2 separate regions of the Homo sapiens genome follow, and region 2 is linked to region 1. A link is a loop called in an ENCODE intact Hi-C map of the cell type or tissue named here. Cell type or tissue: gastrocnemius medialis. All regions are shown on one strand. Links, peaks and the distances in the headings refer to the core of each region. The heading gives the core; the rest is flanking DNA.

Region 1 (5,386 bases), core at 241-5,240:
TCTCCTTCCTGGAAGGTAACATCTAGCTGCTGAGGTTCTGAGACCTGAAAGTGAGAAGAGGCTGGTGGCTTCAACATTCAGTCTATAAACTTGCTTGTAATCCCTCTCCTTCCCTCGTGGTAACCTTACACTTACATGGGCCTGATGCCCCCAAGGCAGAGACCCTCTCTTCAGCCTCTGTTCACTTAGAAAAGTAACTATACTAGCCATCAGCTATTTCCAGAAGCCTTAAGGAGAGAACAATTTTTGAAGACCATCTTTTCTAATAAAATGAATACCCTTCCTACAATCAGCAACCCTTAGAAGGCGAGGAAGGGCCTAGGACAAATGGACCGTCATATTGCGTCAGCACCTCTTGATTTGAAAGGTAGGTCTCTTTCTGGTGCCGGAGCCTGGAGACTACAACCTACTACAACCCTATTAGATACTCCAGCCTCCCTGGGACCATATTCTCAGAGACACAGACAAGACTGAAAATCACACCCTGTCTGAAGCAGCCTCCTCTAGAAATTCATGGACCTGAGCTGGTCATCTCCTCAGTCTTTTCCCTTCCCACTCACTCTCAGAGGACACCAGCAGATATAGAAAGGCCTGCAGGGAGGACATTATCAGGTAGAAATTTCTTCTTCAGGTTGAGAGATTTCATTTTGATCCTGTCTTCAGAGCTACGTTATGATACAGCAAAGTCATGATCACTTCACAGCCACGGAAGGAATTATTTCCACCGGCATCTTTCATTTCTGATCCCCTCATCCTCATGATCCCCTCATCCTCATGTGTCTGCCTGCTGACAAACCAGAGCTGTCAGAGCCACCTGTCACTGCAGGGGGAAAAATACCTTTTTGACAACTGTGTCTTCCTCTAGCATACTCTTTGTACCCGATGTCTGCATTCCAACCTGTGTTTGTGACACTTCTGTTATTTCAAAAGCCCTCATGAAATTCTCTGAAAAGGAATCTCAAACCCAATTAATTTAAATTCATTTTCATTTTGAATGTGCTACATGACATATTTAGGAGGGAGTGTGTGTGTCATAAAGCCAAAGCAATAGGAGGGCCTTGTAAAGAAACAGCCTCCCTCATTAAAAGCAAACACAGGAGCATCCAAGGATTGTAGCAGGCAAGGGCACCAGAAGGTGACTCTTATTATGGCTGTGGTAGGAGTGGGTAGAGAATGCTTGGTTCTAATTCTGGTGTTAGCCACACACTGGTGGGAGAGATTTTCCTGGGTGGAAAAAAAAATAGTCTTTCCCTTTTTTCCTTTAAATAGCACCCACTCCCCCCAATGATAATAACAACTTGCCCTTCCCTTCACCAGCCTCACCTTACCCTTGGACAACATGACTAAGCCACATCTGGGCTCCAGGAGTTCTTAGTGCCTTACTAAATCCAAGCTTGCATGTCCCTGGCTCCTGAGTCAGGTTATGTTGGCTTGTTTTGATTTTTGTTTAACTAAATACCAACAGAAATTTTTTTAAAAATATTGTTTACAAAGGAAACTTTAGCCAGTAGGAAGTTTCTTGTTCTGCAAATTCAATGGCAATCTTTTGGCTTTAGATTTGGGATGGTGACCTATGCATATGCATTGCCCCCTCTCCCCTCAGGACCCCACAAAAGTGTCAGTAACATTTGGCAAAAAAGAATAAATTCATGCCAGCACTTAAACATAAGGAAGCGTGTCATCGATGGAACAGAAGTGATAAAAAATTTATGTACAATGGAATACAGATGTGACTGGATTGTCGCAACTCAAAACCCACAAGGGAGAAGGCTCTAGCAGCAGTAAGTGCAGTTCCTCCCAGGGGAGCACCAGAGGGTCTCTCAGCTTGAGTTTGGCTGTGGAGTGATAATCAGGATCATTAGTTGGAGGACTGTCTACAGCAGTGGTTTTTACATTGTTTTGAATCAGGTACTCATTATGTTTTTTAAAAAATGTACTCATTATGTTTTTTAAAACATGAAGCACACAACTACAATTTACGTAAATGTATTTATAAATATATACATATTTTTATATATAGCAATATACATATTGCTATTCTCATTAGCAAATATCTCAACATAATTTATATTTGGGTGAGATTAATCATTAATGATCATGAGTGAAAATTTATCTTCAAAATAAATAGTCTTCATGATAGTTTTGAACTTTATGGGGCCAAATTCTCATCGGATTTTATGAAATCATCAATATTTGCATCACATAATGGGGTGAATAAAGGTTAGAAGTATCAGCTTTGCTATTCTCTAGTTGTTTACCAGTGTCGGCATTTTGAGTTATCCTTGATCCACATTTTCTATGCCAGAAATTTTAATTACTTAACCATTTTGCAAGGATTAGATTATTTTAATGGAACATATTATCCATAAATCCCTTTAACCAAGAAGATATAACTGCAATTCATCACAAGACAATCAAAGAAGCAAACAAGTGGATTATGGAACTCTTACCTCTTACCTCAGGAATGACAATCCATATTAAAATTAGTATGACAATCCATATATTAAAATTAGTAAGCTTTGATATCTTTCATATTTTAGCTAACATTCAGGTAGGTAAAAGTTCCAAGATTTTCTTTGCACACCAAGTGGATCAGCTTGCACAACCCTCAGGGATAATACCCACCAGCGTTCACTGGGGTGTTATCCCCTGGGCTGGGTGACGCCATACTTTCCTGAGGTCCAAGGAAGCTGGCTGAAGCATCCAAACCTAGCTGACACCCTGAAGCTCACAGTGTGGATGTTGAGAAAAGTGGAGAGAAGAGACTGGGAATTCAACCAACCTCCTCAGCAGATGAACTGCAATGAGACCTGGCAACAGTGCCACTCCAACACGGGTCAAGTCTATTGTATTCAGCCAGGGGTGGAAATCATGAGATGAGCCTGCTTGTCTGTCAAGCTCAGCATCAGGCATCCTGCCATGCCTTACCCACAATAGGAAAGGGTTCCTCATGCACTACCCATACCAAACAGCTGTGCCCTTCACTCATAAATGTGGAAAGTCAGCCAGAGTCTCCAGACCTTTAAGAAAAATCAACAGCATGAAAGTAGAAGGACAAAATGAACCAAAACAACATTAAATTAAAGAAATATAAACAACAAGAAGAAAGCAATTTTAAAATTGTACTTCTTATTTGAATTCTTGGCTTCATTAGAGAAGAAGGAGCAATCATGGGGTGGTGGGGGGAACATGATTAAAAATTTGAAATCTGAAAATTGAAGTGATAAATAGCTGGGCAAAAAAATGGAATAAACATATATAAAAACTAAAGTAGTGACAGAGAAGATAAGAAAATCTTCTGTAGCAAAAAGACAGAGATGGAAAACATAAGAGTAAACGTTTTCAAAAGTGAAGTAAGAAAACAAAATCCAAAACCCATTTAATAAGCATTCCAGTAGGAGAGAGTAAAGTCAATGAAGATAAATCATCAAAAAAAAAATGTCACTCTAGTTGGACAAGATGACATAGGCCTTGTTTTATCTCCTTATTCCTGCTAAGCACAGCTATAAACCCTGGAAACAGAGCAAGAGACAACTGAAGAAGAACTCTGAAAAGTGGTAAGAGAAAGAAGAACTGGTTTGGGACTTTAAGACTAGACCAATAACAAAGAGGTAGTGTCTTGCATTCCCACACCCAAGAGAAGAAAGCTACCCCAACCTCGTATTTTCCAGCCGCCAATCTGGCAACAGAAGGCTCATTCTTCCTCTGGATCCAACGAGAGTCCTAACAACATGAGGCATACCCAACACCACTGGCAAGGGGAATTCATTAGAAGCCCTGCCAGAAATAAGCAGCCAGGGGAGGCACTCTTCCCCCCCGGCTCCGACTCCCATTCTTGAGGGTCACCTTTTCCACCAAGAAGTATAGGGGCTGGCAGGTGAAGCTAGCAGGAGAGATGCAGTTACAGCAGGTGGCCTGATTTGGGAAACCCCTTTGTCCCTATGTGTTAAGACTCTCCTCTCCTGCCCAGAGACCCTAGGCCAAGAGGCAAGGGACCCAGCTCCAGCAAGCAGCCTGGTTCCAGAAGCTTCTTTTTCCCCCCGGCCCTAGAATCCCATCTCCCACCCAAGACAACCTGGGGGTATGTGTGATGATGTAAAGTGGGGCAAGGGATGTCAGGGGATTCTACCACACTCCTCTCTTATTGAGGGATACCTGGTGGCCCCACCTCAGGAAGCTCTTTCTGCCCCACTAAGGCCTTATCAGCAACCGTCAATGGGAACCCCAGTGGTAGTAGACAAACTAAGAAAACCAAAATAATACCATAAAGACATTGAAAATTAATCTGCTTTTGAAACCACAGCCTACAAAGTAGTCCAAGACCTGCTTTCTAAACCTAAACATGTGACTGCCATTCCAGATGTAGAGGAGAAAGAGTAGGGCAGAAAGAGTATTTGAAAAAATAATGGCTGAAAACTTCCCAAATCTGGTAAAAGACACAAATGTATAGAACTAAGGATCTAAGTGAACACCCCTGAAAATAAACCCAAATAAATCCATGCCAAGGCACATCACAATTAAACTTCTGAAAACTAAAGATAAAGAAAACATCTTGAAAATAGCCAATGAGTTACCTGTATGGGAATACCCATTGGAATGATGGTTTCTCATTTGAAACCATGGAGGCCAGAAAGAAGTGGCACAATATTTTTTTGATACTGACAGAAAATAATTGTAAAAACACAAATTCTGTATCCTGTGCAACTATTCTTCAGGAATGAAGGGAAAATGAAAACATTCTCAGACACAGAAAAACTGAAAGAATTCATTATTTGCATATAAATCCTTAAAGATTGGCTAAAGAAAATACTTCGAACGGCAAGAAAATGGAAAAATAATGTAGTTTCAGGAAGACGGAACAATGAAAAAAGTAGATATATGGATGGGTACACACAGCTAACTACCCTTTTCCTCATGTGTTTTATACACCATATTTGATGACTAAAACAAAAATTATAACACCATCTGACATCTGAGACAATATTTAAAAGTGGAGAAGGTAAAGAGATCTAAATAGAAGTGAAAGTTTCCACACTTCAGTGGAGATGGCAAAATGTTGATACCAGTTGTAGTAGGCTGAACAGTGGCCAAAAGATGCCCATGTCCTAGTCCCCAGAACCTGTGAGTAGGTTATCTTACATGATAAAAGAGGCTGTGTAGATGTGATTAAGTTAAGGGTCTTGAAATGGGGAGATTATCCTGGATTATGCAAGGGCTCAATGTAAATACCAGGGTCCTTATAAGAGGGAGAGAAGGATCAGAATCAGAAAAAGGAGATAAAAGAATGGAAGAAGAGATCAGAAAGGAGAGAAGATTCCACTCTTCTGGCTTTGAAGATGAAGGGAGGGACCACAGGCAGAGGAATGTGCAAAGCCTTGACAAGCCA
Region 2 (5,386 bases), core at 264-5,263, 58 kb after region 1:
ATGTACTAGTGTATGGTTGATCATTTGACCTTTTGAAACTAGGAAATAATTCTTAGTCTCTCACCTTTATGTCACTTAGGTTCAAGGATTTGGAGCCACCAGTCTTAGAACCACCGGCATAAGACATGGAATTTGAGAAATTTAGAACTGTCCTTCTTAAAATATCTTCCCCACAGCCTGGGGAAAAAAAAGCGCATCAATTTTAGTGTAAATTGAACACACAGTCAACCTGCTGACTGTGTGGGATGTGGAAGGATCTCACTTGAGACCCCAAAACTATCAACCCATTAGCATCTAACAGGAGAGTTTCACATTTGCCACTCTGACTTCCAGCACTGGGCAAACAGTGGCATCTGAGGGACAGGGAGATGTGGCAAGGTGGCTGAGTCAGCAAAGCTGTCAAACAGGATACACGAAGGGCCAGTTACAGATTCATGGTGACAGACTCCGGCACATCTGAGTCCTCTGGACATGGGGAACAACCAAAAAGCAGGTCACGGTGTGTATTTTCTGCATGTCAGGGGTATAGTCTCATATGTATTTCAGTGCACTTGTTCTCTCAATATGCAGCTGATGATTTGTGGTTTTTCAGCTAGATCAAGAAGTCCACCACACACATAAAATAATCATCTATTTCTTTCCAAAGATTAAGTTAATGGGTGCAATTTTTCAAAAAGTTGAAATTCTTTTTCCATCACATTTCCTTAAACTTTGGAGCTGGCAGCACCTCTCAACCACTGATCACTAGTTGAAGCTAAAGAGGCCAGGTCTCATCCAACATCAGCTTTGTGCAGCCTGCCAGCCTCATCTTGACAGTAGATTTGATCATTGGGCTCATGTTTATTATGTTTATTCTGCCAAAATGTGGTTTCTAAAAATGTGTTTTTGACAAAGGCAAGACCCACTTTAAAAGAGTATAGTTCTCTGTTTCCAAAATAATTTTCACAGAATGATAATCCTGTTAGCCATTTGTTGGAATTACCCAGAACTTTTCTGTTTTTCAAAAACTGGGGGGAAATGCTCGATTTCAAAAGGTTAAACTTTAAAATTTTTACTTTCGAAATGATCAACTTCTATGACACTCACATGTGTGGTATGATTCCTCGAGATAGGGATTGGGTGTTCCACTTTTCTAGACACATTTGATCATGGAAACCTTTTTCAGAGCACTTTCTGGAGCTTCTGTTCTGCAGAACCCTCTGTGGGAAATGCCATAAAGTCCTACAAAATGGTTGTGTGGTATTATTAAGAAGAATAATATTTCATGGTGTTCTGCAGAGAGTAAAGTACTGACTTCCAGGTGCCCTGCAATCCTAAATGTTTTGAGAACTAACTGTTAATTATTAAAATTCCCCTGGTGGCAGCGTGGAGTGTAGACTGCAGCAAAGCCACCTGGCAGGAGTTCCAGGAAGGTGGACGCTGCTGTAGGAAAATTATACAGTGTGAATTATGAAAGGCTGAAGTGCTCAAGAAGGGGGAATGGGTTTCAGAGAAGAATCAAGCAAAACCGTCTGATTGGATGTGAGCAGTTATGAGAGGGGGAACCAAGGATTGATTGATTGATTCACTCATTCATTCATTCATTCATTCAATAAATGTTTTTTGAGCACCTATCCTGTGCCAGGCATTATTGTTCTGGGTCCTGTGGGTATATCAGTAAACAAGAGATAAAAATTCTTGACCTCTTGGAATTTATATCTTTCTTGTGCTTTAGGGCGACTGGGTGGGGAGCTATTCATGGAGAGAGGACATCTGAGGAGAAGCAGCCTTGATGGGCAGTGTGGGGGAATCTGGCACTCTGGAGGATGCAGGGGCTTCAGACATCCAGGTGGAGATGTCGATGAGATGTAAGCCGGAGCTCAGAGAGAGCTCTGAGCTCAACATAGAATTCACATACACGGGTAGGAATGGAAGCCATGAGAACATTTACAGTGCCCAAGAGTGAGAGTCAGTGGAGTGAAACATGAAAAGAGTCAAAGAACTTGTTTTTAACAAGAGAGGAGTGAAGAAGGGGCCAGGAAGCACAAAGAAGTTTTTCAATAAAAATCTAGTGGATGAAAATAAATAAGTCTCAGCCTGAGAGACAGACAATAAACCAGGAGAGAGTCACGCTAGGAAGACAAAAATAGAAAAGAGTTTCACAAAAGAGAGTGAAGTCAGCCAAACACAACAGCATTAAATTAGGCCAAGGGCCATGGGAAAAAATAGGAACATGTCTTTTTATCCTGCTTTAACTACTGACTTCCCTTTAGTTCTCCTGGGGTGTCCTCCAGAACCCCCAGTTTATTATAAACGAATTTTCCTATAGCCTTAACCTCTTCATGGTCACTCTATTCATTTTCTGACTCATCTAAAATCTGGGTCTCTGCTTTCACCTCCAGTGTCTTGCAAGGATACTGTTTCTGGAGGTTTTCTCGAGGGGAGGCAGCTCGTTCTCCTACACCCCAGCTCTCCTTGGATCCAGAGGTGATCCAAGCACTTCTCCTTGTGCTGTCTACTGACCTGAAGGTTATTCAAATATTAAAATATTGGCACCTGACTTCCATTTTGAATTTTCACTTCAAGTTTACCTCACTGTGGACCTAAATGTCCCTGCTCATAAAACCTCTAGCCTCAAGGTTCCTTCTCCTTGATTATCACCTCTTTCACTCACACTCCACTCCTACAGGCTGCTCTGTGGCCCAGCCCTGGATTTTAAGATTGCTGAGCATTCTCCCATTTGTGATTTCGTGAACCCCCAGCCCTTAATTCAGTCTCCTGCTCTCACAGCCTCTTTTCCCCTCATGCTCCTACCTCACCATGAGGGTGCACCCCAGGGCAGGGGCTTATAGTCCCAGCTCTTGAGATTCAGCACACCCTGCTTGGAATCTGGGTCCTTGCTCTTTTCCCTAGTCTAGTTCCTCACCCTGTGATTCCTCTTACATACTGGTCTCTTCTAAAGCCCACTAAAATTATAATCTGATGATGACACTGCTTTGTTAAAATCTATTCAATGGTTCTCCATTCTCTATAGAGCAAAATGCAAACCTTGCAGCAGGACAAGCGCTTCCAGCAGGACATAGGAGATTCTTCATGACTTGATATCCACCCACTCCTCTGGCCTCACACTTTCCATGCCCTCCCTCCCTCTGTGTCCCCCAAAACACCTATACTATATGCCAGCCACACATCTATCCCATATCACCAGTACTGCCAGAAAAGCCTCTCCCACCCCCATCTACCATCCTTTCTTCTCAACCCTTCTGATACCTACACAACCCTCAAAGCCTAGTTCTGGCTTCACAGTCTCTGTACCTGAACCAAGAGCTATAATTCATTGACTATCTCAGTTTCCCCAGTGTATCCACTGTATCCCAGGCAGGCCTCAGTCACGGATCCTGTGGGGCTACAATGCATTCTGGTGTCTCTTTCTCTGTCTCTCACTAGATGTCAACCTTTTTTTGAGAACAAATCTGTGTTTACTTCATCCCTTATACCTCAGAACCTGGCCGGTGTAGTGGTCATCAATAAATATTTGATGAATGAATTAAGATTTATGTAAGTGAGAAATTACAAATTCTGATTAGGTGTGTTAGCTAATAAACTTGGAATCAAAAGGCTCAGATTCAAATTCCACTTCCACCATTTGCTATTTTGTGACCTGGGACAAGCCACTGGTAATAACAGTATCATTCACTGAGTCTTATCCCATGTTAGGCACTATCTCATTCCAGCCTGATGGTAATTCCGCTGTCATCCTCATTTTGTTGAGGATTAGACAATGGTACTTCATAGTGAGTATTACAGCTGTAATAGGGCAGAGCTGAGACTCACACATAAGCTAAAGTCCAAAAACCTATGGGTGTTACCATTCTGTCCTATGGCCTGGATAATTCTTTTTTTTTTTCTTTTTCTTTTTTTTTTTAAATTTTTTTTTATTATACTTTAAGTTCTAGGGTACCTGTGCACAACATGCATGTTTGTTTCATATGTATACATGTGCCATGTTGGTGTCCTGTACCCATTAACTTGTCATTTACATTAGGTATATCTCCTAATGCTATACCTCCCCCACCCCCCACCCCACAACAGGACCCAGTGTGTGATGTTCCCCTTCCTGTGTCCAAGTGTTCTCATTGTTCAATTCCCACCTCTGAGTGAGAACATGCGGTGTTTGGTTTTTTGTCCTTGCGATAGTTTGCTGAGAATGATGGTTTCCAGCTTCATCCATGCCCCTACAAAGGACATGAACTCATCCTTTTTTATGGCTGCATAGTATTCCATGGTGTATATGTGCCACATTTTCTTAATCCAGTCTATCATTGTTGGACATTTGGGTTAGTTCCAAGTCTTTGCTATTGTGAATAGTGCCGCAGTAAACATACGTATGCATGTGTCTTTATAGCAGCATGATTTATAATCCTTTGGGCATATACCCAGTAATGGGATGGCTGGGTCAAATGGTATTTCTAGTTCTAGATCCCTGAGGAATTGCCACACTGTCTTCCACAATGGTTGAACTAGTTTACAGTCCCACCAACAGTGTAAAAGTGTTCCTATTTCTCCACATCCTCTCCAGTACCTGTTGTTTCCTGACTTTTTTAAAGATCGCCATTCTAACTGGTGTGAGATGATATCTCATTGTTTTTTTGATTTGCATTTCTCTGATTACCAGTGATGATGAGCATTTTTTCATGTGTCTTTTGGCTGCATAAATGTCTTCTTTTGAGAAGTGTCTGTTCATATCCTTTGCCCACTTTTTGATGGGGTTTGTTTTTTTCTTGTAAATTTGTTTGACTTCTTTGTAGATCCTGGATATTAGCCCTTTGTCAGATGAGTAGATTGCAAAATTTTTCTCCCATTCTGTTGGTTGCCTGCTCACTCTGATGGTAGTTTCTTTTGCTGTGCAGAAGCTCTTTAGTTTAATTAGATCCCATTTGTCAATTTTGGCTTTTGTTGCCATTGCTTTTGGTGTTTTAGACATGAAGTCCTTGCCCATGCCTATGTTCTGAATGGTATTGCCTAGGTTTTCTTCTAGGGTTTTTATGGTTTTAGGTCTAATGTTTAAGTCTTTAATCCATCTTGAATTAATTTTTGTATAAGGTGTAAGGAAGGGATCCAGTTTCAGCTTTCTTCATATGGCTAGCCAGTTTTCCCAGCACCATTTGTTAAACAGGGAATCCTTTCCCCATTTCTTGTTTTTGTCAGGTTTGTCAAAGATCAGATAGTTGTAGATGTGTGGTATTATTTCTGAGGGCTCTGTTCTGTTCCATTGGTCCATATCTCTGTTTTGGTACCAGCACCATGCTGTTTTGGTTACTGTAGCCTTGTAGTATAGTTTAAATTCAGGTAGCATGATGCCTCCAGCTTTGTTCTTTTGGCTTAGGATTGACTTGGCAATGCGGGC

What was found. Hi-C counts contacts between places; a loop is a spot of excess contacts. Peaks named below come from ENCODE experiments on the same cell type or tissue, not always from the same donor. Only the 100,000 strongest peaks of a DNase experiment are listed, where the experiment ranks them.
Region 2: a loop joins it to region 1, with 2.2 times the contacts of the local background. A loop is called at or near these places in 1 of 110 quality-filtered maps.

What each region holds. Positions count from the first base shown.
Region 1 is chr3:135,334,472-135,339,857 of GRCh38, forward strand. No RefSeq gene overlaps it. Among named protein-coding and RNA genes, the nearest start is that of EPHB1, 540 kb to the left of the region's middle. In gastrocnemius medialis, for the core only: no CTCF peak of the experiment used is centred there; a DNase peak (open chromatin) is centred at 2,890.
Region 2 is chr3:135,391,964-135,397,349 of GRCh38, forward strand. The region is part of intron 4 of LOC105374122 (a long non-coding RNA gene); the gene reads right to left. Among named protein-coding and RNA genes, the nearest start is that of PPP2R3A, 570 kb to the right of the region's middle. In gastrocnemius medialis, for the core only: no CTCF peak of the experiment used is centred there; no DNase peak of the experiment used is centred there; H3K27ac peaks cover 1,458 bases.